Regions from separate parts of the Homo sapiens genome. Here all the other regions are linked to region 3. Evidence: read pairs that join two places in POLR2A ChIA-PET (ENCODE). Cell type or tissue: GM12878. All regions are shown on one strand. Links, peaks and the distances in the headings refer to the core of each region. The heading gives the core; the rest is flanking DNA. Region 1 overlaps UNC13C (unc-13 homolog C). Region 2 overlaps UNC13C (unc-13 homolog C). Region 3 overlaps UNC13C (unc-13 homolog C).

Region 1 (11,224 bases), core at 3,905-8,904, 100 kb before region 3:
GGATGGCTGGGTCAAATGGTATTTCTAGTTCTAGATCCCTGAGGAATCGCCACACTGACTTCCACAATGGTTGAACTAGTTTACAGTCCCACCAACAGTGTAAAAGTGTTCCTATTTCTCCACATCCTCTCCAGCACCTGTTTTTTCCTGACTTTTTAATGATTGCCATTCTAACTGGCGTGAGATGGTATCTCATTGTGGTTTTGATTTGCATTTCTCTGATGGCCAGTGATGATGAGCATTTTTTCATGTGTCTTTTGGCTGCATAAATGTCTTCTTTTGAGAAGTGTCTGTTCATGTCCTTTGCCCACTTTTTGATGGGGTTGTTTGTTTTTTTCTTGTAAATGTGTTTGAGTTCATTGTAGATTCTGGATATTAGCCCTTTGTCAGATGAGTAGGTTGCGAAAATTTTCTCCCATTTTGTAGATTGCCTGTTCACTCTGATGGTAGTTTCTTTTGCTGTGCAGAAGCTCTTTAGTTTAATTAGATCCCATTTGTCAATTTTGGCTTTTGTTGCCATTGCTTTTGGTGTTTTGGACATGAAGTCCTTGCCCATGCCTATGTCTTGAATGGTAATGCCTAGGTTTTCTTCTAGGGTTTTTATGGTTTTAGGTCTAACGTTTAAGTCTTTAATCTATCTTGAATTAATTTTTGTATAAGGTGTAAGGAAGGGATCCAGTTTCAGCTTTCTACATATGGCTGGCCAGTTTTCCCAGCACCATTTATTAAATAGGGAATGCTTTCCCCATTTCTTGTTTTTCTCAGGTTTGTCAAAGATCAGATAGTTGTAGATATGCAGCGTTGTTTCTGAGGGCTCTGTTCTGTTCCATTGATCTATATCTCTGTTTTGGTACCAGTACCATGCTCTTTTGGTTACTGTAGCCTTGTAGTATAGTTTGAAGTCAGGTAGCATGATGCCTCCAGCTTTGTTCTTTTGGCTTAGGATTGACTTGGTGATGCGGGCTCTTTTTTGGTTCCATATGAACTTTAAAGTAATTTTTCCAATTCTGTGAAGAAAGTCATTGGTAGCTTGATGGGGATGGCATTGAATCTATAAATTACCTTGGGCAGTACGGCCATTTTCATGATATTGATTCTTCCTACCCATGAGCATGGAATGTTCTTCCATTTGTTTGTATCCTCTTTTATTTCCTTGAGCAGTGGTTTGTAGTTCTCCTTGAAGAGGTCCTTCACATCCCTTGTAAGTTGGATTCCTAGGTATTTTATTCTCTTTGAAGCAATTGTGAATGGGAGTTCACTCATGATTTGGCTCTCTGTTTGTCTGTTGTTGGTGTATAAGAATGCTTGTGATTTTTGTACATTGATTTTGTATCCTGAGACTTTGCTGAAGTTGCTTATCTGCTTAAGGAGATTTTGGGCTGAGACGATGGGGTTTTCTAGATATACAATCATGTCATCTGCAAACAGGGACAATTTGACTTCCTCTTTTCCTAATTGAATACCCTTTATTTCCTTCTCCTGCCTAATTGCCCTGGCCAGAACTTCCAACACTATGTTGAATAGGAGTGGTGAGAGAGGGCATCCCTGTCTTGTGCCACTTTTCAAAGGGAATGCTTCCAGTTTTTGCCCATTCAGTATGATATTGGCTGTGGGTTTGTCATAGATAGCTCTTATTATTTTGAGATACGTCCCATCAATACCTAATTTATTGAGAGTTTTTAGCATGAAGCGTTGTTGAATTTTTTCAAAGGCCTTTTCTGCATCTATTGAGATAATCATGTGGTTTTTGTCTTTGGTTCTGTTTATATGCTGGATTACATTTATTGATTTGCGTATATTGAACCAGCCTTGAATCCCAGGGATGAAGCCCACTTGATCATGGTGGATAAGCTTTTTGATGTGCTACTGGATTCGCTTTGCCAGTATTTTATTGAGGATTTTTGCATCAATGTTCATCAAGGATATTGGTCTAAAATTCTCTTTTTTGGTTGTGTCTCTGCCCGGCTTTGGTATCAGGATGATGCTGGCCTCATAAAATGAGTTAAGGAGGAGTCCCTCTTTTTCTATTGATTGGAATAGTTTCAGAAGGAATGGTACCAGTTCCTCCTTGTACCTCTGGTAGAATTCGGCTGTGAATCCATCTGGTCCTGGACTCTTTTTGGTTGGTAAGCTGTTGATTATTGCCACAATTTCAGATCCTGTTATTGGTCTATTCAGAGATTCATCTTATTCCTGGTTTAGTCTTGGGAGAGTGTATGTGTCGAGGAATTTATCCGTGTCTTCTAGATTTTCTAGTTTATTTGCGTAGAGGTGTTTGTAGTATTCTCTGATGGTAGTTTGTATTTCTGTGGGATTGGTGGTGATATCCCCTTTATCATTTTTTATTGCATCTATTTGATTCTTCTCTCTTTTTTTCTTTATTAGTCTTGCTAGTGGTCTATCAATTTTGTTGATCCTTTCAAAAAACCAGCTCCTGGATTCATTAATTTTTTGAAGATTTTTTTTTTGTCTCTATTTCCTTCTGTTCTGCTCTGATTTTAGTTATTTCTTGCCTTCTGCTAGCTTTTGAATTTGTTTGTTCTTGCTTTTCTAGTCCTTTTAATTGTGATATTAGGGTGTCAATTTTGGATATTTCCTGCTTTCTCTTGTGGGCATTTAGTGCTATAAATTTCCCTCTACACACTACTTTGAATGTGTCTCAGGGATTCTGGTATGTTGTGTCTTTGTTCTCATTGGTTTCAAAGAACATCTTTATTTCTGCCTTCATTTCATTATGTACCCAGTAGTCATTCAGGAGCAGGTTGTTCAGTTTCCATGTAGTTGAGCAGTTTTGAGTGAGTTTCTTAATCCTGAGTTCTAGTTTGATTGCACTGTGGTCTGAGAGACAGTTTGTTATAATTTCTGTTCTTTTTCATTTGCTGAGGAGAGCTTTACTTCCAACTATGTGGTCAATTTTGGAATAGGTGTGGTGTGGTGCTGAAAAAAATGTATATTCTGTTGATTTGGGGTGGAGAGTTCTGTAGATGTCTATTAGGTCCGCTTGGTGCAGAGCTGAGTTCAATTCCTGAGTATCCTTGTTAACTTTCTGTCTTGTTGATCTGTCTAATGTTGACAGTGGGGTGTTAAAGTCTCCCATTATTAATGTGTGGGAGTCTAAGTCTCTTTGTAGGTCATTCAGGACTTGCTTTATGAATCTGGGTGCTCCTGTATTGGGTGCATATATATGGGATATCCAGCTCTCCTGGCACCATTATTGAAGAGGGTATCTGTTCACCAAGGTGTGTTCGTGGTGCCTTTGTAAAAATTCAGTTGGCTATAAATCCTTGAATATATATGCTGTCCAGTGCTTCAAGTGCTCTGCAGTGCTTCAATAATCACGGGGATTATTGAAATCCCCGACTATTATTTTATGGGGGTCTCTCTCTCTCTTTAGCTCTAAGAATATTTGCTTTATATATCTGGGTGCTTTGGTATTGGGTGCATATATATTTATGATTGATATATCATCTTGGTAAATTGATCCCTTGATTATTATATAATGTTCTTCTTTTTCTCTTTTTCTGTTTTTAATGTAAAGTCTCTTTTGTCTGCTATTAGTTATTCCTGCATGCTTTTGATTTCCATTTTTGTGGAATAATTTTTTAATTCCTTCACATTCAGTCTATATGTATCTTTACAGGTGGAGTAAATTTCTTTTAGGCAGCATACAGTCAGATTTTTTTAAATCCATTTAACCTGTTTACATCTTTTAATCAGAAATTTAAAACAGTTTGCATTCCAGGTTATCATTGTTAGGTGATAACTTACTCCTGTCATTTTGTTATTTGTTTTCTGATTGTTTCATATATCCGTTTTTCTTTATTCATCTTTTATTGTTTGCCTTTACAATTTTTTGGGTTTTCAAAGTGATAATGTTGGATTCCTTTTAGTTTTTTTTTCTGTATGCACTCTACTAGTAAATTTTATACTTTTTTGTTTTCATTATGGTAGATATCATCTTTTCACTTCCAAATATAGGGATTCCTTAAGCATTTCTTGTAAGGCCTGTGTAGTGGTGATGAATTCCTTCTGTTTTTGTTTGTCTGGGAAAGAATTTACTTGCCTTTCAGATTCGAATAGTAGCTTTGCTGGGTATAGTATTTTTTATTGGCAGTTTTTTGTTGTTGCTGTTTGTTTGTTTTTCTTTTGCACTTGGGATATTTCATCCTATTCTCTCCTGGCCTGTAAGCTTTCTGCTGAGAAGCTACTGTTGGTTTGATGGAGACTCCCTTATATGTGAGTTGACTTTTTCCTTACTGTTTGGAGAATTCTTTCTTTGTATTTGACTTTTGGCAGTTTGATGATAATATTCCTTGGAGGAAGCTTTTGGATTGAATCTGTTGGAAGATCTGTGAGCTTCCTGTATTTGAATGTCCATATTTATTGTAAGACTTAAGAAGCCTTCATTTAGCTCTGCTGTGGTCTTTATTATTTATTTATTATTTAAGCTATTATATTTAATAATATAAAATGGTTTTCTATTCCATTGGCTTTCTTCTCACCCTCTGGGACACTGAAGTTTTGAATATTTTGTCACTTTATAATGTTTCATGTGTTACATAGGCTTCGTTCATTCTTTTTTTACTCTTTTTTTTTTTTTTAGTTTTGTCTGGCTGGGTTATCTCAAAAGACCTGTCTTCAGGTTTATAAATTCTTCACTCTGCTTGACCTTCTCTATTGTTGAAGTTCTCAATTATGTTTTTTCATTCATTAAATATTTAGTTCCATGATTTTTTCTTTATAATGATGTTTATCTCTTTGTTGAATTTCTTATTCAGATTATGAATTTTCTAATTCATTCGTATTGTTTATCTGGGTTCTCTTGCTCTGTGTTTCTTTAGTATTACCATTTTTAATTAATTTTTAAGTATTTCATATATTTCCTTTTCTATGAAATTTGTTACTAGAGAATTATCGTGTTGCTTTGCAGGTGTCATGTTTCCTTGCTTTCTCTTATTTCTTGGGTTCTTGCATTTACTATCTGCACACCTGGTGTAACAGTCACTTTTTCTAATTTTATCAATTAGCTTTTATAGGGAAAGCCTTTTTCCTATAGTCACATGTAAGGAAATCAGATTAGCAGCAGATTTCTCAGCAGAGGGGATGTCAGCAGGGCTTCAGGGATCTATAGATGCACTAGCTGTAGGGTCTCAGGGTACAATGTATTCTCATGAGGACTTGGCTCTCAAAACCTATGTAACTATAGTATTGGTTTGGTAGGATGCTTTGGTTTTGTTTCTGGCAGGGCATAGTAGTGTGTTCTCTGTACCATTCCTTTGGCTGTAATCAGTATCATTAATGTCTTGGAGTTCCTCTGTGGTTTAAGCTGCCGTTATTAGTGGAGGCTATGGCAATGCATTGCTGTGGATGGGATGCTAGGCATGCTGGTCCTCAGGTGCCAGTGGTGGTGGCGTCAGTATGCATAACATTGGCAGTGGCAGTAGTGGTGGTGAGCCAACCCTCAGGCCCATGAGTGGTGCATGCTGGAGCCAGCAGTGGCAGTGCAGGACTGGGCAGGCCAGTCCCTGACCCCTGAGAAACACACTTGGGTGCAGACTGCAAGAAAGAAATTGGCCTTTCCTAATGCTCCTGGATGACATGCACATGCTACAGTGGGGGACAGGGTGAGCTGATCTTCAGGGTCTTGGAAGGTGTGTGTGTGTGTACCTGCAGTCGGCAGGTGGGTTGGATCAGTCCCCAGGTCCAGGATGATACATGCAAGTACTGGTTGCAGCAGCAGTGGCTTTCAGGGCGCAATATAGTCTGGTGAGGCTGGGCTCTCAAAATAGCAGAATGCTGCAGCTGCTTGGGTTTTGGGGGGTTTATGGGACAAGGATGGGCCTGTCTTTGGGTCCCTGGATGCTGTATGCAAGCACCAGTGGTGGTGGGCAGGACACAGAATCCAGAGGACATGAAAAGTTGCTGCATCTGTGGTGTGTAGAGCAGCCCTGTCCTCATGTCTCCTGATGGTGCATGGGGATGCCAGCAGTGGCAGGCAGGATGGACCAATCCCCAGGCCTCCAGATGACCTGTGTGGGTATAGGCAGCAGTGGTGATGTGCAGGACAAATCTCTCCTCAGGTCCCAGGATGACATGTGGATGGGCCCATAACCAAGGCCCTTGAAGGCACTTGCAGGTGTGTGGCAGCATTGCTCCTGTGAGGGGCAGGGTTGCTCTGCATGGCAGTGGTCCTAGGCAGGTGGCTCTCAAGCCCTGGGGAATATACACTTTGTCTCGCTTTTTTCTCATGGCAGCCTCTCTGGTGTGCTTTACCACATGTTCCCTGGGGTGTAAGGCACTGCATGGGCTAGAGTAGTGGAAACTCAGCTGCACTGCCGTGTCCAGCTAGTGTCATGATACTGCAGTCCTCGGGAAGGACATAGGGGGATGTCAGCAGAGCTTCAGTAACGTAAATGCAGGAGCTTTTAGCCCTCTGGGCACAGGATAGTCCAGTGAGGCCTGGGCTCTCAAAATAGCACAATATTGCTGCTGTTTGGGTCTTGGAGGGGTTACAGGACCCAGCGTGAACTCCTTCTTTGAATTAATCCAATCAAGTGAACTCGCAGCAGCTCCTATTCCAGTCTCAGGGCCTGTGAGAGCCAAAGGGTTCTCCTGTGTTAGGAATGTAGGAGCGGGCGGTGGGAATTTAAACCACTGGGGATCTTTTGTTCACCTTTTTCCCACAATGGGAGGTTCCTCCTGACTCTGAGCTGATCCTGAGGGGCCAGCTACTTCACTTCTCTCTCCTTCCTCGCCTCAGAAGTTCTCTGTCTCTTCCCTGCTGAATTCCACTGTTCTCTCCCAGATGCTGTATTCCACATGTGGTTACCTACTTGGTGTTTAGGTCCCTCTGTGTGGAGGAGGCAAGTGCCAGGTACCTCTAGTTTACCCATCTTGAAGTCTCCTGCACATTTAAAATGTTGATATATATTGCCAATTTTTCCCTAATGGGAAAAGCAGTGTATATTTTACTTTTTGTCAGTCTGACAAATATCTCATTAAATTGTCATTTCTTTAAATATGAACATAGTTATACATTTTTCACATGTCTAAAGGCCATTGTAAATGAGAATTTCTTATCCTCTAACTTTTTAATGAACTAGTTTATTAATTGTTATTAATTTATAAAAATCATTTGAATATTAAGAAAATTTAACTATTTGTCAGAAGTGCTCTAAACATTTAGGTAGCTTTTAACATTATCCAATTTAAATTTTACAGTGAATATTAATTTTCTAATATAGTGAATACTAGAGCTGCAACTCCGTCATAATTTGTAATCTTATTCTCTAAGTGTCTTTTCTTCTTATGGCTTTGTTTTCTTATTTCATAGAAAATAAGACATCATCTTACCACTTTGCATGCTTTTAAATTAAATTTATCTTCTGCTCTTCAGCTGGTTTTTCAGAGATCTGTGTTAACCTTGGTGACAGTGTCTGTCAACATAGGCCAGCCAGGTCACCTGCATTATATTCATCTGAATGCTTATATTCACCTGAATGCTTATTCCAGACTTACCAAATCTCTGAGAGTAGGGGTCAGGAATCTGCATTTTAACAAGCTCAGACTAAGGTTTGTGAACTACTCTAAATAATCCAGATGATTATTTAGAACAATTTTTCTTTGTTTTTAATTTCTTTTCATGAGAATTACGCTGTTTTCTTTTCTTTTCTTTTCTTTTTTTTGAGATGGAGTCTCACTTTGTTACCAGGCTGGAGTGCAGTGGCGCGATCTCAGCTCACTGCAACGTCCACCTCCCGGCTTCAAGCCATTCACCTGCCTCAGCCTCCCAAGTAGCTGGGATTACAGGTGCGTGCCACCATGCCCAGCTAATTTTTATATTTTTGGTAGAAATGGAGTTTCACCCCGTCTGCCTCTGCCTCCCAGGGTGCTGGGATGACTGTCATGAGCCACTGCGCCCAGCCCTGTTTTCTTCACATTACTTATTTTCTGTCTTTGCCATTGCATAGGATGTTAAGGTTATTTTAATTGTGAGAAACACTCTCCCTACAATGCAAAATGCCACTGGCATTTCTTTGTCTCCCTCTCACCTTTTTACCTACCTTTTACCAACAGAAACACACATATTCACGGAACATACACAAACACACACAGTACATACACACACACACATGCACACTCACACACTTCCTGGCTAGTTATCTTCTGGAAGTGGTCTTCCATACCTTTCATACATTGAATTATTTGTTGCAGGGTTGGGAAGGATTATGAATCAGAACTCTGGCTTCCCTGAAAAAAAAAAACCAGCATCTAGGAAGCTGATGATTAGCTACACAGTTTTCTCTTATATGCATTCATACCTGGCAAGCAACTGGAGGTGAGGAAGAGATGAACAGCAAGAGTCAGGATTATAGTGGGAGACATGGTCTTAGGTGCTCAAACACATCTGAATGGGTCATTGTATTGCAGTTTTATAAATCCAGTTGTTTTGAAAATTTCCCCTAGGTCCTAGCCATGGTTATTGATTGGTTTTACTTTTTAGCGAGCATGGAAGTATTCATAATTTTCTGTGTTCACTTATGCGTTTTCAGTGTAAAATTGAGACATGATACATTAGGAACTCCTATCCAGATGTTATTTTAAAACCATGAGCTGAATTGAACATGTCAGAACTAAAATGGCATACAGAGAAAGGAAATTTAGACTTATTAAACAAATACATTATCAGTAAAGTAAGTAAATAACTATTCCTGCCAATAATACATTTTAAATTGATCAAATATTTAGGATGTTTTTACTTCCTGTCAAAATATAAACTAAGTGAACATGTTTTCACTTTATCTTCATGACCTATCACTTGGGCCCATCTCCTTAGTAAATAATAAGGAGATGAAGGCAAATTCAGAAAAGCTAAGGAAAAAAGAGCTTAGTTGAAATCTACCAAAAAGAGAAATTCCTACAGTTTGTTTTTGTATGCTGTAAATCATTGATAGAAATCAATTTCCTCCCACAAAAAAGGATCTCAATTACAGGTTACATTTAAATAAGTAATGAGAAAATGTACCATAAATTTCAAGAGGTAAAATCCACAAAGATTTGAGTGTTTTAATAAAAAACTATAAGTAATGATTTTGTAATAAAAGTTATAAGATTCTGAGACATACTTGAAACTGATTATTTATGAGTGGTTAATTTGAACTATTATGGATGAATTTTTTTTTTGTTTTATCAACAATTCTTAGCAAAAAAATTTACTGACACAATCAGGGCCTTTTATTTTAATACAGAAAAAAAAATGAGTAAGATGCAGCAGTGACTTTTCCCCATTGGAAGCTATAAACCAGCAAAGCTGTAGGCCAAGTCCAATGTTGATTAGTCTGATTGATGATCCACTTCATTCCCAGTAAGACCTAGAAGAAAATGAAGAAATGGAAATGGCAAAGAAACTGGATACAATCTTTACATTCTTTCATCCATTTATCTATTCATCTATTCATCCATCTATGGTTCTAAGCAAACAAGATTGAGCAAGGATACAAAATTTCAATAAGTTACCATTTCTGGTCTCAGGTTATTTAGTAGGAAAGAGGTGAGAGGTAAGGCTATGTAGTGGAAAGACACAGAACCAAGATTAGACTTCATGCCTCACCGCTTCTACCACAATCATCACTGCTACCACCCAAGTGTCCAAGCTGCCCTGTCCCTTGTTCTACTGCAGTAGCCTTCTGCATCTCCTTCTGCCTCCACTTTCTCATCCCTGTCTTCTGTTCACCAGATAGCAACCGAAGTCATGTTTTACAGATGTAAATCAGACCAAAATCATGCAGTTTTATTCCATAACTCTTAGAGGAAAATGTCTCAGTCATGGGTTACAAGATCCTATGTGACCTAGTCCGGGTTTCTCTCTGAACCCAGATCTCAACACTCCCCTGAACTCACTTTGCTTCAGTCACACTGGCCTCCTTGCATCTCTTTGAGCTTGTCAAGCACACTTTTTTGCTTGAGGGCCATTTCACTGTCTGTATTCTCCACCAGGAATGCTCTTCCAGAAGATGGCTCTGTGGTTTGCTTTTTGACTTCATTCAGTTCTGCTCTCTTGTCATCTCATGAGCCACCTTCCGTGAGCACCCTATCAAAAAAGGCACTCCAGGCCCACTTCCTCCCCTTACATTACATTATATATTTTTTTTCCAGAACACATACCTCACATTATACTTCACATTATATTGAATGGCATTTATTGTCTGCCACTTGTCACTATATTATAAGCTCCATGATGGCAGGGACACCGTGTCTTTTTCTTTGCTGTATTTCCTGTATAGAAAATAGTACCCAGTGGCCGGGCATGGTGGCTCATGCCCATAATCCCAGCACTTTGGGAAGCTGAGGTGGCCGCATCACTTGAGGTTAGGAGTTTGAGACCAACCTGGTCAACGTGGTGAAAACCCAGATCTATTAAAACACACACACACACACACACACACACACACACACACACAATATCAGTGTGGTGGCGGGCGCTTGTAATCCTAGCTGCTCCAGAGGCTGAAGCAGGCGAATCACTTGAACCCCCAGGAGGTGGAGGCTGCAGTGAGCCAAGATCACGCCACTGCACTACAGCTAGGGTGACAGAGCAAGACTCCATCTCAAAGAAAAAAAAAAAAAGAAAAAGAAAAGAAAAGAAAAAAGAACATAGCACCTGGTTCATAGTAGAATAGTCAATAAATATATGTTGTATAAAGGAATGAAATCCACATTTTAGTCCTTAGTTCTAATTCTCACAGATATACTTTGTACTATATTTATTTATAGGATTATGGGTAAATATGCAAAGTAAGTGAAACTTATCTTTTTTAATACACTTAGTCAATGATTTGTCAATTAATGCCAAGAGCTTTGGACACCTATCTTTTATCATTATGATCCAGCCTGTTGGCTGTCTCTTTTTTAAAAATACCCTTTCTCTTTCCATCCCATTCTTTTTCTTTATAACTATCCATCTCTATTTCCAACATCAGATTATGTGGATCTACCTGTATACTGCTTCCTAATTTTTCAGGTCTATGGCTTGGACAAGTCATGCAGCATTCTTCCAAGTCATATCATGGAGTGACTCTTCCTCTAAACATGCCAGTATGGCTTTAGATCTAGACCAGAACTAGATATAAGCCAAGATTCAAGTAGGTCAATCAGAGAGTATATCTAAGAGGAATGTCCAACTGGAACATACCTCATAGATCAAGGCCAGAATTCTAAGTGGATC
Region 2 (11,224 bases), core at 4,123-9,122, 240 kb before region 3:
CTTTATATTTTTGTTTGCTTTGTTAAAGATCAGTTGGCTGTAAGTATGCGGGTTTATTTATGTGTTCTCTATTCTCTTCCATGGGTCTATATGCCTATTTTTATACCAGTACCATGCTGTTTTGGTGACTATGGCCTTACAGTATAATTTGAAGTTAGGTAATGTGAGGTCTCCAGATGTGTTCCTTTTGCTTAGTCTTGCTTTGGCTGTGTGGGCTCTGTTTTGGTTCCATATGAATTTTAGGACTGTTTTTTCTAGTTCTGTGAAGAATTATCATGGTATTTTGATGGGAATTGCATCAAATTTGCAGATTGCTTTTGGCAGTATGGTCATTTTCACAATATTGATTCTACACATCCATAAACATTCAGAATGGCTATTATTAAAACATCAAAAAACAATACATGCTGGTAAGGCTGCAGAAAAAAGGGAATGCTTATACACTGTTGGTGGGAATATAAATGTGTTCAGTCACTGTGGAAGGCAGTATGGAGGTTTCTCAAAAAACTTAAAACAGAACTACCATTTGACCTAGCAATCCCATTACTGAGAATCTATACAAAAGAAAATCAGTTTTTCTACTAAAAAGATAAATGCACTCATATATTCATCACAGCACTATTCACAAAAGCAAAGACATGGAATCAACCTAGGTGCCCATCCATGGTGGACTGGATAAAGAAAATGTGGTATATGCACACCATGGTATACTATGTAGCCATCAAAAAGAATGAAATAATGTCCTTTGCAGCAACATGGATGTGTCCGGAGGTCATTATCCTAAACAAAATAACGCAGGAAAGGAAAACTAAATACTGCATATTCTCACTTATAAGTGAGAGCTTATAAAGATGGGAACAATAGAAACTAGGCCTACTGGCAATGGGAGAGGGCTTAAAAACTCACTATTGGGTCCTATGTTCAGTACCTGGGTAAGGGGATCAGTCGTACGCAAACCTCAGCATCACACAGTCTGTTCAGGTAACAAACCTACATATATACCTCATGAATCTAAAATAAATGTTGAAATTATTTTTAAAAATTTCAGGAATACAAAAAAATATAGAAACCAAATCAAACATGTATATGCTTACTACCTATAACCATGTTAACATTTTCCAATATTTCTCTGCTCTTGTTTAAAGACATTAAATGTTACACATAAAATAGTATTTTGCTTGGGAGGCCGAGGCAGGTAGATCACGAGGTCAGGAGATCGAGACCATCCTGGCTAACACAATGAAACCCCGTCTCTGCTAAAAATACAAAAAATTAACCAGGAGTGGTGGTGGGCACCTGTAGTCCCAACTACTCAGGAGGCTGAGGCAGGAGAATGGTGTGAACCCGGGAGGCGGAGCTTGCAGTGAGCCGAGGTTGCACCACTGCACTCCAGCCTGGGCGACAGAGCGAGACTCTGTCTCAAAAAAAAAAAAAAAAGTAGTATTTCGCTTTGTATTTCCCAATCCCATCCTACTCCTTTTTTGTCCATTGGAGATGGACACTATTCTAATATTGGTGTGTTTGAACGTATTTTCACATATGATCAATGAACGCTTGAGTTTTATGTTCTGTGAATTGCCTGTCAATCTTTTGTGTGTGTTTCTCTTGGTTTTCTTGTCTGTTACTTATTAATTTATAGAAAAATCTAAAAATATTGTGGATACTAATCCTTTTTTGGTTATATGGATTTCATAGATTATTTCCCTCTTGATGACACATCTTTTTGTTATATTGAAGTTTTCTAATGCATACTATGACATATATAGCTATTACTTCTATAAAATTGGATTTTACAAATGTAGTCTAGCTTGGGCAACCTGGGCAACATAGCAAGACCCTATCTCTACAATTTTTTTTTTAATTAGCTGTGTATGGTGGTATGTGTCTATAGTCACACCTACTTAGGAGGTTAAGGTGGTTAGAGTGAGTCCAGGAATTGGAAGTTAGAGTGATCTATGATTGCTCCACTGCATTCCAGCCTTGGTGACACAGCAAGACCCTATCTCTATTTAAAAAAAAAAAATGTGTCTATCACCTGTCCTTTCAGGAAGAGTGCACTTGGTCCACTAGATATTAAAAATTGTGTAATTATCCATGAAACATTCTGTTTACTTGGGAGAGGCAAATTCTAGAAAGCAATGTTAGATGAAGGCAAGTAAGACTCTTCCAAACTGGATTTTTAGCTAGGTTTCATATAGTATATTTCTGGGGTCACTGTTTTTTGTTTTTGTTTTTGTTTTTTTTGTTTTGCTTTATAAGAAAACAAATTAAGCTGAGTTTGGCATTGCATAAGCAAAACAATATATAACCACATACTTGTTCATAACTTTAGCTTATCAACTCTGTTAGATATGCTTAGTTTTAAAACTTGGTCCTCCAGGATTTCTAGGAGCTAAATTGGTGCTCACTTGTACTTTCCCATGAGTAGTTTTCTAATGACTTTTCTTTGTCTAATCTCTACTTTCCATCTTCCTCCCATAGGGCTCTTTCAATTCTTTTACATTTTTCAACATCATTATCTTTATTTTACCTAAAGGCTAAGATTGAAACTTTTTATTGTACCATGTAATTACCCATGCATAACTTTTTTTTTTTTTTTGACAGAGTTTTGCTCTGTCACCCAGACTGGAGCGCAGTGGCGCAATCTCGGCTCACTGCAAACTCCGCCTCTTGGGTTCAAGTGATTCTCCTGCCTCAGCCTCCTGAGTAGCTGGGATTACAGAGGCCCACCACCACGCCTGGCTTATTTTGTATTTTTAGTAGAGACAGGGTTTCACCACGTTAGCCAGGCTGGGCTCGAACTCCTGACCTCAGGGGATCCACCTGCCTCAGCCTCCCAAAGTGCTGCGATTACAGGCGTGAGCCACCGCGCCTGGCCCCATGCATAACTTTATAATCAATCTTACCAGACTTTACCAGGTTCAGTTTCCTACTCCTCACACTCCTGAACCAAACTGCTCTGCTCTCATGAGCCCTAAATTTTATAATTTCCATGAATCAGCCATCCTTTTTCACATCCTTGCATTTATGCATCCTGTTCTATATGCCTGAAGAAATTCTCCCTCCTTCCCTGCTTTCATCAAAATCCAGCTCAAATATGATCTTTGTCAAAGAAAAAATTATTCATTACACCCATTAAAGAATGGTAAGGCAGACTATTCAAAGAGTACTATTACAATAGTTACACAGGAAGGCTACCCCAATAGGATTTTATAGTAGAAAAGAGAAATTGGGCTCAACTATGAATACCACAAGGAAAAGTGGGAATTTATAGCCAAGGAGCTGAGTTAAGGGGAGGGGCTTACTGGATAGAAATTACTAAGAGTTAACATTTGGGGTAAGGGGGGGTCCTGGCTAACAGATCTGATGGGATTCTTGCTGAAGGCAGACCAGGGTGATCAAATATCACCAGAAGCATTGTAGAGGAAGGAAACCTGATCAGATACCAAAGTGTGATCATATATCAAAAATGAAAAATTCTGGCTAAACTGAGAAGATTCTTGCTAAATTGGACAATGCAGAAACTAACATGGAAGTTCGAAAGTTGGGGCCTGGTTAAAAAGAGAGCTCAGAAGAGTTTGATCAAAGTTTGGTCAAAGAGAGAATCTTTATCATTTCCTCATCTACTAATTAATACTCAGTGGATTAATTAAGCTGCCAAAGTGAAGTGGCATACCTTACTTGATGTCTTTCTAATACATAAATAATAACAACAACAATGATAAACGAACAGTTTATTTCTGTAAGAGAGCTTCGTAGGTAGTTCCCATAAAGCAAACGTGCCCCTAACAAAAAGTAAATGAATTATGTCACATCAAAATAATCTAATATAGCTTAATATTTTATGACTTGGCTTTCAGAAAAGATAATTATATAATTTTCTTACTGGTTTTATTTTTAGGTAGATAGATCTTAGATTTTATGCGAAATTTTGTCAATGTAGGGAATGCTTGGGGCTAAGCTTTAAATCTTGGAAAAATACTTTTTCATCAACATTGTTATTATTTGAAATTCTAAAGGAAGCATCCATTGGAGCTGAATTATTTAGGGGGTTAATGCTCTCTCGAGCCCTTTTGAAGCCATCTAGGAATACTTCATATGATTAAGGCTTATCTCCCCTCAGTTGGCTGCAACTCCATGCTCCTAAGAGCTCAAGTTAAGACCTTTTTGTCTTATAGCATACGTCTCACCTGTCTTCAAATTCTAATTATTTAGTTCAAAATTAAATACCTTCATTTCAAAATATATCCAGAATCAGACCACTTTTCACCAGATCCATGCTTCTACCCTGGCTCAAAACCATAATCATTGTTCACTTGGATTACTACATAACTTCCTAAGAGAGCTCAATGTGTCTACCCCATCATCTTATGTCTGTTCTCAACAGAGCAGCCAGAATTATTTTTTAAAAAAGGAAGTCAGATTATATCACTCTTCTGCATAGAATGTTTTAAGGCCCTTCATTTAAGTTAAATTCAAAGTCCTACAAAACTCCACATGATCTGGCCTATGTTACGCTTCTCACCCCTCTTACTCTAATGCTGTCCCCTTGCACATGTCACCATGTGACTGGAGAGCCAATGAAGAGTTGATGTGCAGGGAAGTAATGTGAGCAATGCTTTACCCCTGCTTTTTATGACAGAGACAGAACTTAGGACAGTGCCGAGTAGGTGTTCACAAAAGCATTTGTTTAATGAACTGAATACATAAATAAACTGATTTTTCTCCAGTAATACAGTAAGAAATTATAGGTATATTTCACCTATTATAAACAAGATTGAATGAAGTGCCCTATTCTGTGGTAGACTCTCAGTGCTTGCCTAAAGCCTCTTGCACTTACTCTGGGTCATGTGGCAGGATCCCAGATGAAGAGATATGGGAAAAGTAAATGAAGGCCACTTCTAGTCCCAACCCATAAAAACATCTTGTCACCTGCAGTGCAATAACCTGGAAGGATACATATTGCAGATGGCATAGCTACCAGGTGGTGAAGGGCTGCCTAGTCAGCCTCGGACTTTGGGTGTTTAAGAAATAACCTTTTATTGCATTAACTCACGGATATTTGGATATTTATTTGTTACCATAGCACAATCTGGCTTATTTTGACTAATAGAACTTCAGTTACTTTTCCAACCTGCCACCCCACTATATATTTAAAATATATCCATGTTTACGTGACTATCCTATTTATAACTCTGGACCAGCTCCCCATTTACTCAGAGGATGAAGTCCAGACTCTCCCATTATCCACAGTGCCTCTAAGGTCTAAGCCTTGATTATCACTCCTGACTTCAACATCATCTCCACATTGCATTCCATGATTCAGTACATTAAACTCCATGGTGACTTTGCCTGCCTTATATTTACCTGCCTGGAGCGGGCATCCCTTCTCCAAACTTCCCTCCAAACAGCTAACCGCAGCTCAGCTAACTTTTTCTTCAGAAAGCCTTTATACCTCTTCTAGCTGGATTTGGTGTTTCGGTTCTCTATTCTCATAATACCCTGACATGTCACCACCACTGCACTTATCACGGTGAATTTATCAGGTGCATCATGTGATATCAGTTAGACCTGTCTTCCCGGCTAAACCGTGAGTTTCATCTTTGTATTCCCAGTGCCTGGTGGTATACCTGACTCTGAGTAGGGTTGATAAACGAAGTAATTATCTAATAAAAATAACATTTAAAGAAAAAGGCAGTGCCTTAGTTACTTATTTGTAGTATCCTTCAGTGACTCTACATTAAAACCTATGGTAAGGAACATAATCTCTGATATTAAAACCCCTGAGTTCAAATTACAGCTCTACTTTTCAGCATTGTGGACTTTGTTAAGCTATTTAGCCTCTTCATGTCTGGTTTCTTCATCATATTCATGCTACTTCTGTTTTCTTTGAATCTTCTCCAGATAATATGATGCCTTGCCTGAAACAAGAAATTAAGAATTCCAGCACTATTAGACACAGTACAGTCTGATTATTTAAATGTGGAATCATACTTTCTCCCTCCAGAGGGATTTTGAAGAACCATATAAAAATAAAATGCTTAGAATAAGAAAGGAAAATCGATTTGATAGAAAAGTAGAGACAGCTGCAGTTAGAACAAGATAGAAGTGTGGTCTCCGGAGGCTGGCTCTGCACTCGGTAGGTGGTATTTTCCTTGGCTGAATTGCCAGGCTCCGCATCTGCACTTCAGTTTAGCTTAGGAACTCCAATGTGTCAGTGTAGACAGAGGTCACTGGACTCACAGAGAGGTACACAAAAGATCAATCTATAAACTGGATAGATATCTATCCAGCAGATACCTAATCAGCCCTATTATATGCCAGGCACTGGTGTAGGCTCTTAGGACATATCAGAGAACAAACGATAGTTTCTTTAAAATAAAAAATAAAATTTCAAACAGATTGAAAGTGTTTTAGTTTATACTCTCCCAGGTGAACATCTATGTGAAAATAAAACCTGTAATCCGAAGGTTATTTTAGGAACCTGGAACAAGAGCAGGATGAATTAGCTGGATAATATTAATAGTGATTATTGCTAGCATGAACACATCCATTTTAATAAAATCTACATAAAGAGACCCCCTAATTGTGGAATGAGGAGGATAGATAAGACTTTCTTTTTAAATGTGTTTTAAAAGAATTATGCTGAGCTAATGTCAGCATTAACTCAGTTCCGTGGAAACCACTCAGCGAAAGAACTTTTCTGTTGAACAATGAAAACCTTTATTAACTGATTTTACAGTCTCCCTCCACACCTACCCTGAGATCAAAACTTGTTTACACAGAGATCATCCACAAGAAGATGTCAAAAACCAATAAAACCTTTCTGCCTAAGATTCTGCTATTTTAAATTTATATATTTTGGTAAATTTTAAGTTGTTTATTGAATGACTACCTAAGAAAATTGTATTAAGATATGCCTTAACTAAAACACATGTACACTTTTAGTTCTGAAGCACACTTAGGGACTTTTTAAAATCTTATTTTGAATCTGATTAGAAGGTTTGTAACTAAAAACAGGAACAAACGAAAGTTCTTGACATTCATGTGATGATTTCTTTTGAAAATCATTTCTCCAAATGACTGTGTTTTGCTATAAGGCAGCATGAGTGATACAGATAGATGAATGCAGAGGAAAATGTGCTACCTACAAGTGGGAGTTGTATGTAAAATCAGTAGAAACATATTTCTCTCTTTATTGACTTTTGGATACATACACACACACATGCACATATATGCTTAGTCTCTTTGTTTCCCTCCCAAGTCAAATTCTCTCACTTCTTATCTCAAAGGAAATCTCTGTTATGAATTTCTTATTAGCTTTGATGAACATAGTTTCATCTTTGTGTACATTTATTACATATATCTATTATTTGTGATACAGTCTTTATCTCTATCAACCTGTGATATAATACATTTTAGAAATAGGTAATACAGTATTATTGTTGTATATACTAATTCTAGAACCAGATTGTCTAAATGTAATGATTCTTCTATAATTTTTAAAGCTCAATATTAATTTTTGAGAGCTATCTATGCTGATTCATGTATGTACAGTTTGTTGATTTTTACAACTGCCTACAGCATGTACAGCAATTTACACATCAATTCCGATTTTTCACAATTACAGATAAGGCTGCAATGAATATCTTTGTAGTAGGTGTGTAAAAAATTCGGTATGGTCTCTTAAAGGAGAAGGGAATATCCTCCTTTCCTCTACTTTTTCCCTTCCGCTAGACAGAATGTGGACCTGATTTTGAGCCATCTTGTACCATGTGGACAGAAGCACCCTTTACTTTTCACATGCATTAAAATACCTTTTGTCTGATACCCATGGTAACATTGAGTTTAGTGAAAACAGAAACTCTATTTATCTTAATATTGAATTTGTAGCATATAACACTGTGCAGAGATCAATTAATGCTTACTAAATGAAAATTCTATCAAAAAACATCTCTTTGTATTAGACGGAATGTGATATGTATACCACAATTTTGGCCACGTTATCCTCTGAAAATTCTTTGAGAGAGAAAATATCACCGTAGAATAGTCTAAAGGGGCAACTTACCTGAATTTAAATGTGGAAAATTTCAGAACGTCCATGCTTGTTTTGTGGATGTATCTTTCTCAGTTATTTTAACCCAAAAAGTTGATTTAGCAATTTGTCTTTTTCCCTTTCTTTTGGTTTTGCTCTAGCCAATTTCTAAATAATTCAGCAATGAAAGAAAAGTTAAAATGTGCCCTGAAATGTACATGTAGAAAAATATCCAATTCTGTAACTCTTAATTTGAAACATGATTTAAATAGTAATCATTACAAAACTGGCTATAATATGTCCCTGACTTTTCTTAGATATTTTTCCAGCAATGTACTTTCTTATGTAATCATTGGCATTAGTTAGGGAATGATGTTTATTCTGAAAGATAGGTGTTTTTTACCACCTTATGTGCTCCTTGTCTTAGTTCTAAATCTGAGTAAATATAAGCATAACTTAGAGTTAATATGTTTATAATTTGATATATACAAATATATCAAATTATAATTTATAAAATATTTATATTTTATAAATATATAAAATATCATTTGATATTATATAAAATGTATAGAATAAATGTTATGAAAAGAAAATTTCTTTTTAAATGCCAGCTTCATGACTAGTATATAAAATTTTACTTGTAACAAGAAATTGTTCAAAATGAGTAGTATATTGCCATGTCTTATGTATTTTAAAGAAGAAAAATATATGAAAATTCAGAGCCTGAAAAATGACTAGCCAGTTATGCTTCTATCACTATATGCTTTAATTTTCATAACAAGGTAAATAAAGTAAAAAATGAAACCATAATAAATTCTGAAAATATCAATAACATACATAGTATGTTGTATTAGTAAAACTAGTGAAATTTTGATTCTAAAACTGAATTATGACAATACATGAAAAAAATTATAACCTCACGTTGTTAATAAACATTGATGAGAAAAGTCTAAGTAAAATATTAAATATTAAAGAACATGACTTGGTCAAGTAATTTCATCTCATGAATGCAAAAATGGTTCAACAATACCAAAAAAAGATCAATTATAAATTTAATGGTGATATGGGACATTGGAACCTTCATGCACTTTCAGTTGGCAAGTAAGCCGGGAGCCAGTAATCTAACTCTGGGTACATATTTTCACAAAGTTCACCAAGGGCATGTTTACTAGGATATTCAATATAGCATTGTTTGTGAGACTGAGGAGATGGAGGCAACCCAGGTATCTTTCACAGAAAAATAGATCCATAAAATGTAGTGGGTACATATCATGGAATATTGTGGGGCACTTAGGAAAATGGGTTAGATGTCTACATAGTAACATGGATAAAAAGTAAAAACAGTGATAAGTGGAAAACAAGGGAAGAAACATAATGTTGTATATTAGCACAATAATATTTTCCTTTTTTTTTTTTGAGACGGAGTCTCACTGTGTCGCCCAGGCTGGAGTGAGTGCAGTGGCACGAACTGGGCTCACTGCAAGCTCCGCCTCCTGGCTTCACGCCAGTCTCCTGTCTCAGCCTCCCAAGTAACTGGGACTACAGGCGCCCGACACCACTCCCGGCTAATTTTTGTATTTTTAGTACTGACGGGGTTTCACCGTGTTAGCCAGGATGGTCTTGATCTCCTGACCTCGTGATCCGCCTGCCTCGGCCTCCCAAAGTGCTGGGATTACAGGCGTGAGACCCCACGCCTGGCCTATTTTTCTAAAATTTAGATAAATACACAAAACAATAATAAACATTTTACAAGACTGAAAAAAATAGGCAAACACCAAACTCAGTATGTGGTCTTATGTAAGTCAAAAGGACATGAAATTGTAGAATGGTAATTAGAAAGAAATAGAAAGATAAGGATGACGGATGGAATGAATCGGCAGGCAGACAGGAAACTTGCATGATCTAAATTCTTAAACAAGGTTCTAACCTCTCCTCCAACTCAAAGAAAAAAAGAGTAAGTCTAAAGGTCTGCAGTAAAATATGCTATATTTGTGGTATCTCTGGAGTCAATTACCTAAACTTTGTATAACTTTTCAATTGATATGAATTTAGCATCTAACAAGTATAAAACTCAGATTTAATGTTGACTCTTTCTGCCCCACGTGGCCATACACGAAATTGAAATGGCGACCTCTGAAATTGTGTCGTGTTATAGCCATAAAACTGCTGTAGTGGAGTCAAGAGGTATAATCAATATTGTGTCATGTGATTTTTATTTTAATGTGTTCCTTCTTCAGAAACTTTCATTCTTTAAAGATGGTTTTCCTTCACAAATGGTGATAGGAAAAAATGAATTCATCTACAATGTGCTTCTTTATATTATAATACTATCAAGTAAGTTGTTTGGAACATATAATATTTCACTGAAGACTATAGTTTGAGTTATTTCACTTAAAATTTTTCTATTTTTCACATTGTGACTTTGTATAATAGTTACCCAGGAAATTGATGAGTCTTGAATCTGTTAGTTTTAAAATATAGTTGTTGATTGGGATGGGACATTTTAGTAAGTCAAATTACTCCAAGCTCCTGAAAAGTCCAGTAAACATAATAAATTGGAAACATAATTTTTTTTTACAATTGTTTGACTCTAGTATTTCCCAAATTTCCTGCTGCTAAAGGGTTCTTGGCTACTTCAGAAAATACAGGATATCCAGTGAAGTGCGCAGGAATCTGTATTTTTTAACAAGTTAGTAGAATGATACGTGACATTAAGCAACTATTCCATTAAATAGAACTTTGTCACTATGGATTCTGATATTCTATTTACTTTTTAGTTTTTCTTTTTAGTAAGTATCTAGAGAAAAACTTGCACTGAAAATTAAACTGTGAAAAGAACTACAGTATGTAAAAAATCTGTTTAAGAACTGTTTTTGCCTAATAGTCTGTATTATTTCCCAAGGCTTGCGCTCCTCTTCCCCAGCTTCCCAGAAGTTACACAGTTCTTTATATAATTCCTTTTAAAGAGAAGAAAATGGTAGATGTTACTTGTATTACTGAATCCTTGGTAAAACAATACAGCAATTAAGATCAACACGGAGGCAGTATGGTGGAGTATATTATAAAACCCTCCAGTGTAGGAATTTTATCTCTCTTGCTCACCAATGCATTTTTTATATCCAACCTAACGCTTCACATATACTAGGCATTCCATAAATAGTGGATATAATAGTTGCCATTTTTATTTAT
Region 3 (11,224 bases), core at 3,021-8,020:
ATGCTATAAAATTCAATGCAGAAAATCTCAAATTGTGTAATATAACATAGTTCTCATATTTGAATGTATGTGATTACAGACTTTTATTGTAGCAACTATGTTTGTGGTCCTGTTCTAGACACTGGAACATCCAAAGTGTGTATGAGTATGTGTGCATCCTTAGAAAAAAGCTTGTAATTTTACAACTGATACTATTCACTAATTATCATACAAGATAAAAGTAAGTGCCATTGGAGAAATACAAAGGGGCATATAAAATTAGAAAGAGAGAAAAAGACTACTTTTTTTTGGCAAACTCTTGAAATCATGATGTTTTATTCAGTCTGTTACATGAAACTCAAAAACCGACCAGGAAAAAATGAAGTATGCCACTGTGCACAGTTTAGGTCACTGAAAGATCCATTTATCCTTTCATGTGACTTAGTTTTAGGAGCATTTGTCATATGCCAGGCTTTGTGCTAGGTAAATTACCATGAAAGTCTATGCCAAATATCTCCATTTGCCCCTCCTAATCTACTTTCCCCCACTCCGCAGGAGGCTGAGCTGTGTGGGTCACAGTCTTGAGCAGGCTTACTCCCTGTTTCCCAAGTGGTTCAGAGAGCAGGGAGCCCCTCCTAAAAGGGAAGACTACGTTCAGATATTCCTTCTCCAGGCTCCCTCTGGACAAGGTCCTCTCAGCCTGGCTCTGTCCTTTGACTGTAAGCTTCTCAATGTCTTTCCTAGAAAACTCTCTCTTTCCAGGTTCCAGTAACTCCTTCCTCCCCTCATGGTTTACCGATGAGGGCAGTTAGCAGTTCCACTTTCCCTTGTCATTTCCCTAGAGCCCAGCGAAACCCTCATAAAAAGTCTCTTCTCAAACCATCCTAAAATTCCTCAAATTCTGGTTTCCATCTGTTCACTATTTATACTCTGATACTTGAAAAATCTTTAGAGTTTTGCCAGGTTTTCTTCCATGGCAACTCCTTCATATGGGTCAAAGATTAACATGTTGAAATAAGCATTTCAAGTATCAGAATAATCCTCTTTGGAGTGAGAGAAAACATCAAATTTTGATGACTCCTTTGTCCAGAATGAACAAAAGAGCTTTCCACAGAAATATTTCCATTATAGTCTGGGCAGGACATCAAAATCCCGAATCCCACTTTCTCAGAATACAGTTTATTTGGCCCAGCATTTTATCTTTTCTGGAAATCTGAAATCAGATTAAGACAACTGGGAATCATTTGTAAAGTCACTTGTAAAGTTTAAGAGTTCTCACAGCATAGAATAAGCACATGTTTATTGCATGTGATGCTGTGGGGAAATTATCACTTTTAATGTACTGGCAGACTAAAATGTACATATTTTTAGCTCGGAATAGGTGTACTTCTAGTGTTTCTTTCATTTTTTGTCATGAATACTTGAAAGATTACATTTTTTTATCGCACTCACATTTTTAATCAACAACTGTATATATGATGCATTTCTTTATTTCTCAATTTGGTGAGAGCCAGATCTTATTCCAAGGTTATGCTGAATATCAGTGATTAGAATCCCTGTTTCCTGACTTCAAGTGTTCCCTGTTACTTGCCTCTCAAATACTAAGATTGGTTTAAATAATTATGAAGGTAACATACATATATTTTCAAAAGAAACAAAAGCACTTGACATTTGTTTACATCTAAAGTTACGTATAAAGTTTACCTATAAATAACCACTCACACTGCAGTTTACTACCATTTATAAGCACCTTCATGTATTTTCGTCACTTGAGTCTCAGAACAGCCCTCTAAAGTCAGACAGAGGGCCAGCACCATGGCTCACGCCTGTAATCCTAACACTTTGGGAGACCAAGGTGAAAACTGCTTGAGCAGGGAGAACTGCTTGAGGTCAGCAGTTCGAGACCAGCCTGGCCAACGTGGTGAAACTCCGTCTCTACTAAAATTACAAGAATTAGCCGAGCATGGTGAAGCTGGGACTACATGCCTGGCTCCTGGGTGCCCGTTTGTGACAGTCATCTCACCCAAGAGCAATGGATGTCACTGAAGTGATTTAAGCAAGAGTGCAACATGGGTAATAGACTGAAGGGAGACAAGACAGGAGCAGACAGACAAGTTCCAGCCTCCAGTAAAAATCCAGGTGAGACATGGCATGGGGCTTGGATGGTGGAATAGTGACAAAGAAATATGGGCAGACTCATGATGTAGTTCGGCAGTAAAATAGGCAAGTGTTAGTGAAATAAATCTTAAGTTAATAAAAGTTAGGATATAAAATTTCTTCTACAGGATTCCAAAATAAAGCAACAATTACTTCTGTGTGATGAAAGTGTGGTTGATTTTTTTTCTCTGCCTGCTTATGGTTTTCTGTACTTTCAAATGATCCCAACATGTCTAGATATTTATTTTTGAATTATAATTTTATTTAAAAATATAAAAAATATACTTTCTTATGCAAAGTACAATAGTTTAATTGATTGCCAAGGTGCAGTTTATTCAAAGTGGTAGATTTTGAAGTCTTTTAAGGCCTTGGATTTAAATCTGAGCTGGAATAAACAGCCCAGTTAAACTTTCTCTTGGCCGGGCATGGTGGCTCATGCCTGTAATCCCAGCACTGTAGGAGGCCGAGGCAGGCAGATCACGAGGTCAGGAGATCGAGACCTTCCAGCTAACACAGTGAAACCTCGTCTCTACTAAAAATACAAAAAAAATTAGCCAGGCATGGTGGCACGCACCTGCAGTCCCAGCTACTTGGGATGCTAAGGCAGAAGAATGGCTTGAACCTGGAAGGCAGAGGTTGCAGTGAGCCGAGATCACGCCACTGCACTCCAGCCTGGGCGACAGAGCAAGACTCTGTCTCAAAAAAGAAAAAAACAAGAAAAACTTTAGGATTTAAAGAATCTTATAATTGCTTTGTGAGTAGCACAATCGCCTGGAGTGGGACCCACATGTTATTGTATAATGCACCGATTAAAATTAAGTGCCGAGTTAATGATAAAGCAGGTATTTTGAAAATTGTGTAATACCTTTTTGTTAGGGGTAGCTATGATACTTTTTAATATTTTTGTTACTGCTGTTTGTTTTGTTTTAGGTCTGGTTAGAAAGTAAAACAGAGGTTAGAATAAGTTGTCTGGGAATCTTGTGGAAATACTGACATGTCAGAAAATTACTCTTCAAATCACTGAGTCAAGAAAGCAAAATGCAATACAATTTCTCTGGACCCACTGAGCCACCACGCCTGTTTTTGTTCACTGAGAACAGGTTTGGTGACCAATGGGGTCAGTGGCGTTAATTGGAAACTGCAGACTACTGCCTCACAACCTGCACGTGTCCTTCACAGCTGATTTCTGAGCGAAGATGGGACATTTTCTCCTACAGTTATCCTTTGGCACTGGAAGTTAAGCCTTGTTATTACGTGTTTAATCTATCTTAGAATAAGGAATATAAGGTATGTTAAATGGCATAAAAATAGTAAACCTAAATCTTTAAAGGTTGGAAGCCAACCTTGTACAAACCTCTGGTGTAAAACTCTCTGCTTATTTATGGAAGAAAGGCAAGAAATGCGAAAACAGGTGAATGGAGAGCTATACAGGCATGGCCCAAGCATGTGCTCTGGTTCTGCCTGGCTGCAAGACCTGGGATAAGTCACTTATCCTCTCTAAGCCTCAATTTTGTCATCTGTAAAAATGGAAAGCATAATAATTCATACCGTGTGGAGTTGCTGGGAGAACTACAAGTGATAATACCCATGAAACACTTTGCACATAGAAATCCCCATAAATGTTCATCATTCTTATGGCATCCTCATCATCATTAGATGTGCTCTGTCTCAGAGGTGACTCTTTCGTTTACAAAACATTAAGAGAGACCCCTCAGGATGCAGCTCCCTAAGCAAGTAAGCCAGTAATCACGTGTTCCTCTGTGAGCTGTACCTCCACATTCCTAAGAGGCTCTTGGAGTGACTGAGAGATCTGTGACACCTGAATGATTCACACCTGCAGTTTCTAGGAACCCCTTCTCCATACACTCCATGGTTGTCAAATAATCATATATTTATTGAACCTGTACTGTGCACAAAGCACTGTGCTAGGTATGTGACACCAGGGATAGATTCTTTGCTCCAAGAAGCTCATGATGAAGATAAAACAACTGTATGAAGAGAAAAAAGAATCATCCAGGGTAGTTTATGCTAGATGCCAGATGAATCTAAAGATAAAGAGTAGAGGCTTTCAGAAGGGGAGAGATGACTGTGATGGGAGAGTTGGGAGCCTTCGGGGAAGATGTATGGTTCAAAGTGGGTTTTCAAGAAGATGTGGGTCTCAAGTAAAGAAAGGAGAAAAGTAGGCATGTCAGAAAGACACAGAGATCAAAGCGACAAGAAGACCAATCAGAGTGGAGTAGAAAGGTGCTCTCAAAGTATAGTCCCAGAACAGCAGCCTCAGGATTACCTGCTCAGGCTGTCATAACAAAATACAAAGACTGAGTGGCTTAAACACAAAAACTTATTTTCCAGTTCTGAAGGCTGGGAAGTCCAAGATCAATGTGCCACCAATTCCATTTCTGATGAGGGCTCTCCTCCTGGCTTGCAGACAGCCTTCTACTTGCTGTGTCTTCACATGGCTGAGAGAGAGATCCTAAGTTCTCTGGTGTCTCATTTTATAAGGACACTAATCCCATCAGGCCAGGGCCCCACCCTATTACCTCATTTAACCTTAGTTATTTCCTTAGAGGCTTCATCTCTAAATACAGCCACACTGGGGATTAGGACTTCAACAAACGAATTTGGGGGAGATACCAACATTCTATCTATAGCACATGGAAACTTTTCAGAAGTGCTAAATTTTGGGCTTTACCCTGAAACTACTGAGTCAGAAACTCTAGGAGTCGGGCTCAAATATCTCTTTTAATCAGCCTTTTTGGTGCTGCTGAGTTTGAGAACCACTAAAGAGTCAATAGGGCAAGTGAATGGAGGGGAGATGAAAGAAGTAGATTGTCATCAGAACTTGGAGAATTTTGAGGCTCAAGAATGTGGAGGCTGGTCTTAGTCAGTGGGAGACCTAGAAGGAGAGGAGGTCATACAGGTTAGTGTAAACCATTTATTTTGCCATCTGTTTGTGGGAGAAAGGGGAGGAAGGAAAGGAGGAGAGAAGGAAAGAAGGAAGGAATTAAGAGAAAGGGAAGGAAGGAGAGAGGGAGGGAATGAGGACGGGAAAGAAGAAGGCCTTTTGGAAAACAGTTTCATAGTTCAGGTGTTCACATTCTAAGTATAGTAATAGCAGGAATGGAGAAAAGGGATGAAGATGATAAATATTATTAAAATCTACAGGTCATGCCAGGGTCAAGCAAGCAAAGGAGAAAGGGGAATTAGGTAACTTGTAGATCTGTGCAACCTACCACTGACGAAAGTGTGGAAGCTTAGACAGGGAGCTGATTTGAGGCACAAATTCAGTTTTATTTATTTGTGCTGATATTAACAGGAGGACATCTAAGTGACTATGTCTACTAAGATATGAGATATAGTTAAGAGAGTAGTCAGTTCTGCAGCTAAATTCAGGAGGTGATTCTTGAATCCTGTGCAGCCTTTGCAAGTTCTGAGGAAGGGCGCACAGTGAGAGAGGATAAACGAAGTCACAGAGAAAGCCACTATTTCAAGGAAAGCAAAGGCCCAGAATGAGGGTGAAGATGAGGGCAGAGTAAATATCAATGATATTTAAACATTTTTGCTGGTTAGCTCCTCAAAAGGCCTCTCAGTCTGAGCTCTGCAGAAGGGACGTGTTTGCAAGTCACTGTGAGTCCCCTGGGTAAATCAGTGTGCCTATGAACTGGGCCAACTAGCCAAAACTGTGAATTATGACGACCACCACTACTGTTAGCCTGACTCCTTGTTAAACAGGATAATGGTTTTCAGTACCAGCTGAAACAATTTTAAAATGTTGACCATTTATATTACTTAAGTAATGTGCTACCATTTATAAGTAATATAAATGTTGGCCATTTATATTACTTAAGTAATGTGCTACTGAAACTCTAAGGGGGTTTCTGTAACGGTAAACTGACAGTTCTCTAATGCAGTTCAGCATCACCTGTCGGGCTTGTTTGACCACAGATTGCTCGGTTACACTCAGAGTTTCTTATTCAGTGGGTCTGGGTGGGGTCTGAGAATTTGCATTTATAATAAGCTCTCAGGCACAACTGATGGTGCTGGTTTAGGAACCACAATTTGAGAACCGTTGTTAAGCCTCACGCCACACCATTCCTATCATGAGAGCCACCTGTAGCTAATTCAGGGTAACTTGTTGACTGCAAACTATAACCATAGGCAGTTTCTTTAGCAATATAAACCTCTAGATAAAAGAAACACTCAAAAATCAGAATAGGAACATATAGAGTCAATGAAAACTATTTTTTTTCCAAATGAGAGCATGTGTTTTACAGCCTCAAAAGAATATTTTCATGTAGACTGCACTAAAATAACAAGATAAACCTGAAACTAAAGCTTAAAAAGGCCTTTATGAAACAAAAACAGTTTCACACCTGAGGTAAAGGGCTACATATGTCCCTCGATTTTTTCTCATATCTTAGCTTTCATTTAAATGACATTGCCATTTTACATATAATAGAAGAACCTAGAAATTTGATTCCTGCTTATTAGGGCAAACCAAAGGGGTTATTTCCAATTATTTTCAGTTCAGTTTTTCTTCACGTATAATAGAAATGATTTAAAAGCCAGGTTTTGTTGGAAACTGCCATAAATGTGGTTAATAGTTGCTGCCTCAGCATCCATTTTCAGGCCTGACCTAAGTTGTCTGAAGCCCAGTCTCACTGTATCACCTCTGGTCTGGGTAACACTTCCCCTCCCTGAGTGGTTGTTTGTAATGCGGCCCATTTGCTCTTCATCGCACTGACCCAGAACCCACACATCACACAGCTGCTGACCATGATCAAACCTAACGGCCAACACCAGAGTCCTGTGAATAAGTCCTGCTTCCTACTTGTTCTCTTAAATCAGCCTAAGCCACACCCCCACGGGAAAGCCCCAGGACAAAGCTCCAGGCCCTAACTGTGCTCTCTGGCTCCCCGTGGCCTCCAGACTTCCCCTCGGGCTCCTGCCGCTCTCTGGACCTCTCTGGGATGTGTAAGTAAGAGATTTCTTCTGTTCCTGCGTTTTGGTTTCACCTCCTCCTTGTGCCTCACCTGACTGACACCCTAGAACCTACCTTTCCCCTTGGCCAGGGCTCTCCTGGAGATTGGCTGGTTTCTGGCCCCCTCCAAAGAGAGACCTGAAGACCAAATTAGGAACCTAAATATATAAATCGCAACAGAAAGTTTGGTTGTTTACTGACAATATATATTTATACTGTAAAATGTGTTTATGATTTAGAACACACTAGACCTATTCTAGCTCTAAATTGCATTGCTATCTTGTAGTATGCAGTTATGCCTCGTTTCATTTCATTTTCCAACTGAAGTCATTTTATTCCCTCAGTTTATAAATACCTCGAATTCTTTAGCCGAAAAGGCAAGGTAACTTGATAGAGCATCCCCCTTTGTGACCATAACCTCCAGTGCAGAACAAATTAAACGTGCAAAACTGTGAGTGCCATGTCCTACATTGTTAAAGAAAATGATGTTGAAAGGCAGTGAAAGTCCTTATGAAGAAATTCAAAAGAGTAAAAGAATAGACAGATGAACTGGAAATGGAAGAAGTCAGTTTTTCTTTCCTTTAGGAGTAAGCCAATTTGGAAACTAGCTGGTAAGTGTTACAGTCCATTTACATGACAGGCATTCTTCGTATTCACTAAGAAAACATTATGGTACAAATGTTCACTGTGCAGAGCACACCTGTAATATTTCATCTGGTCCTCTCAGTGACCCTATAAGGAAAATGAAACATTTTCAGATGAGACCGGGCTTCAGGGTGAAATTAGGTGACGGGTGAGACTTATATAGAGAGTAAGTGGTGGAACTGGATTCAAATCCAAATTCTTCCAACTGTAAGCACAGGGCATTTTCCACTAATCAGCCCACTAACCAAAGAAACCTAATTTTTCCAAACATTTAAAGTGATGCTATGGCCATTTGAGTAAAACCAATTTTGGCCTATACTTTTGATTCCCCATCACCAGACTACCATTGGTTATCCGATATGGGCAGCAGAATTAAGAGGTAATGAAGTCTAATAGAACCTCTCATTATTTGTGTGGATGCAGTAGTAACAGAGATGGTGATATAGTTTGAACGTTTGGCCCCTCCAAATCTCATGTTGAAATGTGATCCTCAGTGTTGGAGGTAGGGCCTGCTGGCAGGTGTTTGGGTCACGGGGCAGATCCTTCATGAATGGCTTGGTACCCTCCTCATGGTAATGGCTGAGTTCTTGATGTATTCATTCACTGAGATCTGGTTGTTAAAGAGTGTGGTACTGCCCCCGTGTCTCTCTTGCTTCCTCTCTCACCATGTTAGGTGCCAGCTCCCCCTTTGCTTTCTGCCATGATTGTAATCTACCTTAGGCCTCAAAAGAAGCAGATGCTGGTGCTGTGCTTCTTGGGCAGTCTGCACAACTATGAGTCAAATAACCCTCTTTTCTTTATAAATTACCCAGCCTCAGGTATTCGTTTATAGCAATCCAAAATGGACTAATACAGATGGGGACATGTAGGTATTAATTTAACAGATGCTTATATATTGCCTGTATTCTCACTGGGACTGGGAAGTGTTAGAGAAATATAAATGAAAACATAATCTCCTCCTAACCCGGAAAACTTCTCCACAAAGGTAGAAGAGAAAGAACACAGTTTTATTGAGTAAGCATTAAACCAGAGTGAGATGCACGTCTCAGGAAATCAGCTAAGAAATTGCAAAGACAGAAAAAAATCTCACCTCTTAATATAACAAGCAGATATAACCTTTTATATACAAATTCTCAAGGTAAACAATAACTTGTCCTCAAGGGGACTTTACAGCACCATTTGTCAAACAACTTTCATCCTAAATTCCCTTAGTAATTGGGGTAACCGTCTGTGTTAGACAATTGGCTTTATCCAAAGCAAAAATAAATTTCTCATATCTTTATAAAAGGGGGTTGTCTTGCAACTTGGAGTAAGATACCTGCTGAAATTACCCTCCTAGCCTCCTACAGAACCTGATAAATAGAGCTGTTATCTTCCTTGATAATTTTCAAAGTGATGATTCCCTGGTCTTTGAGAACAGTATCCTTGGGTCTTAAAACTAGCAAAAGACTAAGTTAGCTTTTAAAAATTTTTGTATATGTTTCAAAATGACAAAGAGGTACAAGCTTTCTAAAGTAAATACCCTAAGAAAAGGATGTTTCTTTCCTTACTTTTAACATGGAGAACATATTAGTCATATATTCCTTATAGGCTTCTTAACAAAATACTACAGATTGGGTAACTTAAACAAGAGATATTTATTCCCTCACAGTTTTCAAGGCTGAAAGCCCAAGATGAAGGTGCCAGTGGGCTTGGTTTTTGGTGAGATTGCTCTTCCTATCTTGCAGACAGTTACCTTTTCATTCTGTTCTCATGGCCTTTTCCCCGTGCACAGGGAAAGAGATCTCTGGTATCTCTTCCTCCTCTTAAAAGGACACCAGTTCTATCATATTGGAGCCCCATCCTTGTCACCTCATCTAACCTTAATTAACTTTTTAAAGGCCCTTTCTTCCAATAAAGTCACATTGGAGGGTGGGGCTTTTACAAACAAATTTAGGGGGAGACAAAATTCAGTCCATAACAAAGAGTTGAGCTTCTTATTTTTAGTTGGCATTTGCCCTTACAGGAATAACAAGCCAGGCTAAGTCCTTGTCATCATGCAGATGCAAGTAATGCAAGTTGCAAGTAATAATCAAGGAAATAAACAGTGATGAGTGAAGGCCCTTGGCTTAAGGATAAGAAGAAACCAGCCAGCTCCTGGTTAGCCAGGGAGTAAATCGTTGCATTCCTGATAATTTGGAAAGGAAAGAGCTAGAAAAGTAAATTTATGGAAGCAGGATCATCCAGATAATCAATGATATAACTAAGCTGTACAGACTGTTAGGCCATCAATCAATATTTACCAAATTCCACTTACACATTCATTTATTCATATACTCAACATTTAATCACCCCTAGATTCATTTTATGTACCAATATGGCTGAAAACTACCCAGATAATGTTTTTCCTTCCATCACTTACTACCACCATAGATTTTATGAAATTATTAATTAGGTTTCAACTTAGATTTCAATTTCAAACTGTTGTGTCATGTTGATTTTACACAAATACTTATAAGGTGAAATGACAGAATTTTATGAAATTATTAGGTTTCAACTTAGATTTCAATTTCAAACTGTTGTGTCATGTTGATTTTACACAAATACGAGGTGAAATGACAGAATTCTCCTCCTACCAGGACAGTTCACAAAACCCGTGAAACATTTATATGACTGAAGCTTCTTCATATGTGCTCAGAGTCTATTGTAAGGAAACAGTTATCTGCATGTCTTCCCAGTTTTTAAAAACCACCACCAACTAATTCATATAATAGAACTCACTCAAAATAACTCAAAGACAGTCTGGACAAAATAGAGATATGATAGTTTAAAAGATAATGTAGTCGTATAACTTCCACATATAGATAGTAAACTCACAACTAAGGAGTTTGGGACCAGCCTTCAGGACCTCAGTACTCCACTCTTCTAATGTATGGTCATTCTGTTGGTAGAGTGGATTTTCATCACTGGAGGCAGATGTTACACTGCTCCTCCCCTCTGGCAATCAGACTTGGAGGAAGGCAAGTGAAGGCCAGGTGAGAATGAGCCTCCACCCACCTCCCCATGCCCAGCCAACTCTCTGATTCTCTACCTTGTGCATCTCCTCTCTACACAAACAGCAAACATCTTTTTACTTTATTCAGTCAAATAAAAGGTAGACCTCTTCATGTAAGATACTGACATGTTCAATAATAAAATATTTGAAGTTAAGTTAGATACATTTTAATGACTAATTGAGTCATATTTTTAAGAAATAATTATTCACTGTGCATTTGTTATGCCAAGTTTCAGATGAGACTAACATTGGCCCTGGGCACAATGCATGGGTGAATCATTTTAGTCTCAGGAAGATGGGTTTTGTATGGTGTTCTGTATTAGGCATAATCACAAGGTAGATTGGAGAGTCCTAGATAAGATGATAGAGAATGGGTAGGACACCCTTCCCCTGACCAGCAGACTGCTGGTTGCATGGTGAAGCTCTTT

Evidence for each region. Peaks named below come from ENCODE experiments on the same cell type or tissue, not always from the same donor. Only the 100,000 strongest peaks of a DNase experiment are listed, where the experiment ranks them.
Region 1: POLR2A ChIA-PET joins it to region 3 with 8 read pairs; 1 of 35 experiments calls an interaction of 5 or more read pairs at or near these places.
Region 2: POLR2A ChIA-PET joins it to region 3 with 5 read pairs; 1 of 35 experiments calls an interaction of 5 or more read pairs at or near these places.

What each region holds. Positions count from the first base shown.
Region 1 is chr15:54,475,830-54,487,053 of GRCh38, forward strand. All of the region lies in intron 19 of UNC13C (unc-13 homolog C), which reads left to right. Among named protein-coding and RNA genes, the nearest start is that of UNC13C, 500 kb to the left of the region's middle. In GM12878, for the core only: a CTCF peak has its summit at 6,160; a DNase peak (open chromatin) is centred at 6,193.
Region 2 is chr15:54,340,555-54,351,778 of GRCh38, forward strand. All of the region lies in intron 17 of UNC13C (unc-13 homolog C), which reads left to right. Among named protein-coding and RNA genes, the nearest start is that of UNC13C, 370 kb to the left of the region's middle. In GM12878, for the core only: no CTCF peak of the experiment used is centred there; a DNase peak (open chromatin) is centred at 7,137.
Region 3 is chr15:54,576,924-54,588,147 of GRCh38, forward strand. All of the region lies in intron 30 of UNC13C (unc-13 homolog C), which reads left to right. Among named protein-coding and RNA genes, the nearest start is that of UNC13C, 600 kb to the left of the region's middle. RefSeq lists a silencer at 6,071-6,150. In GM12878, for the core only: no CTCF peak of the experiment used is centred there; DNase peaks (open chromatin) are centred at 5,526, 5,838 and 6,118.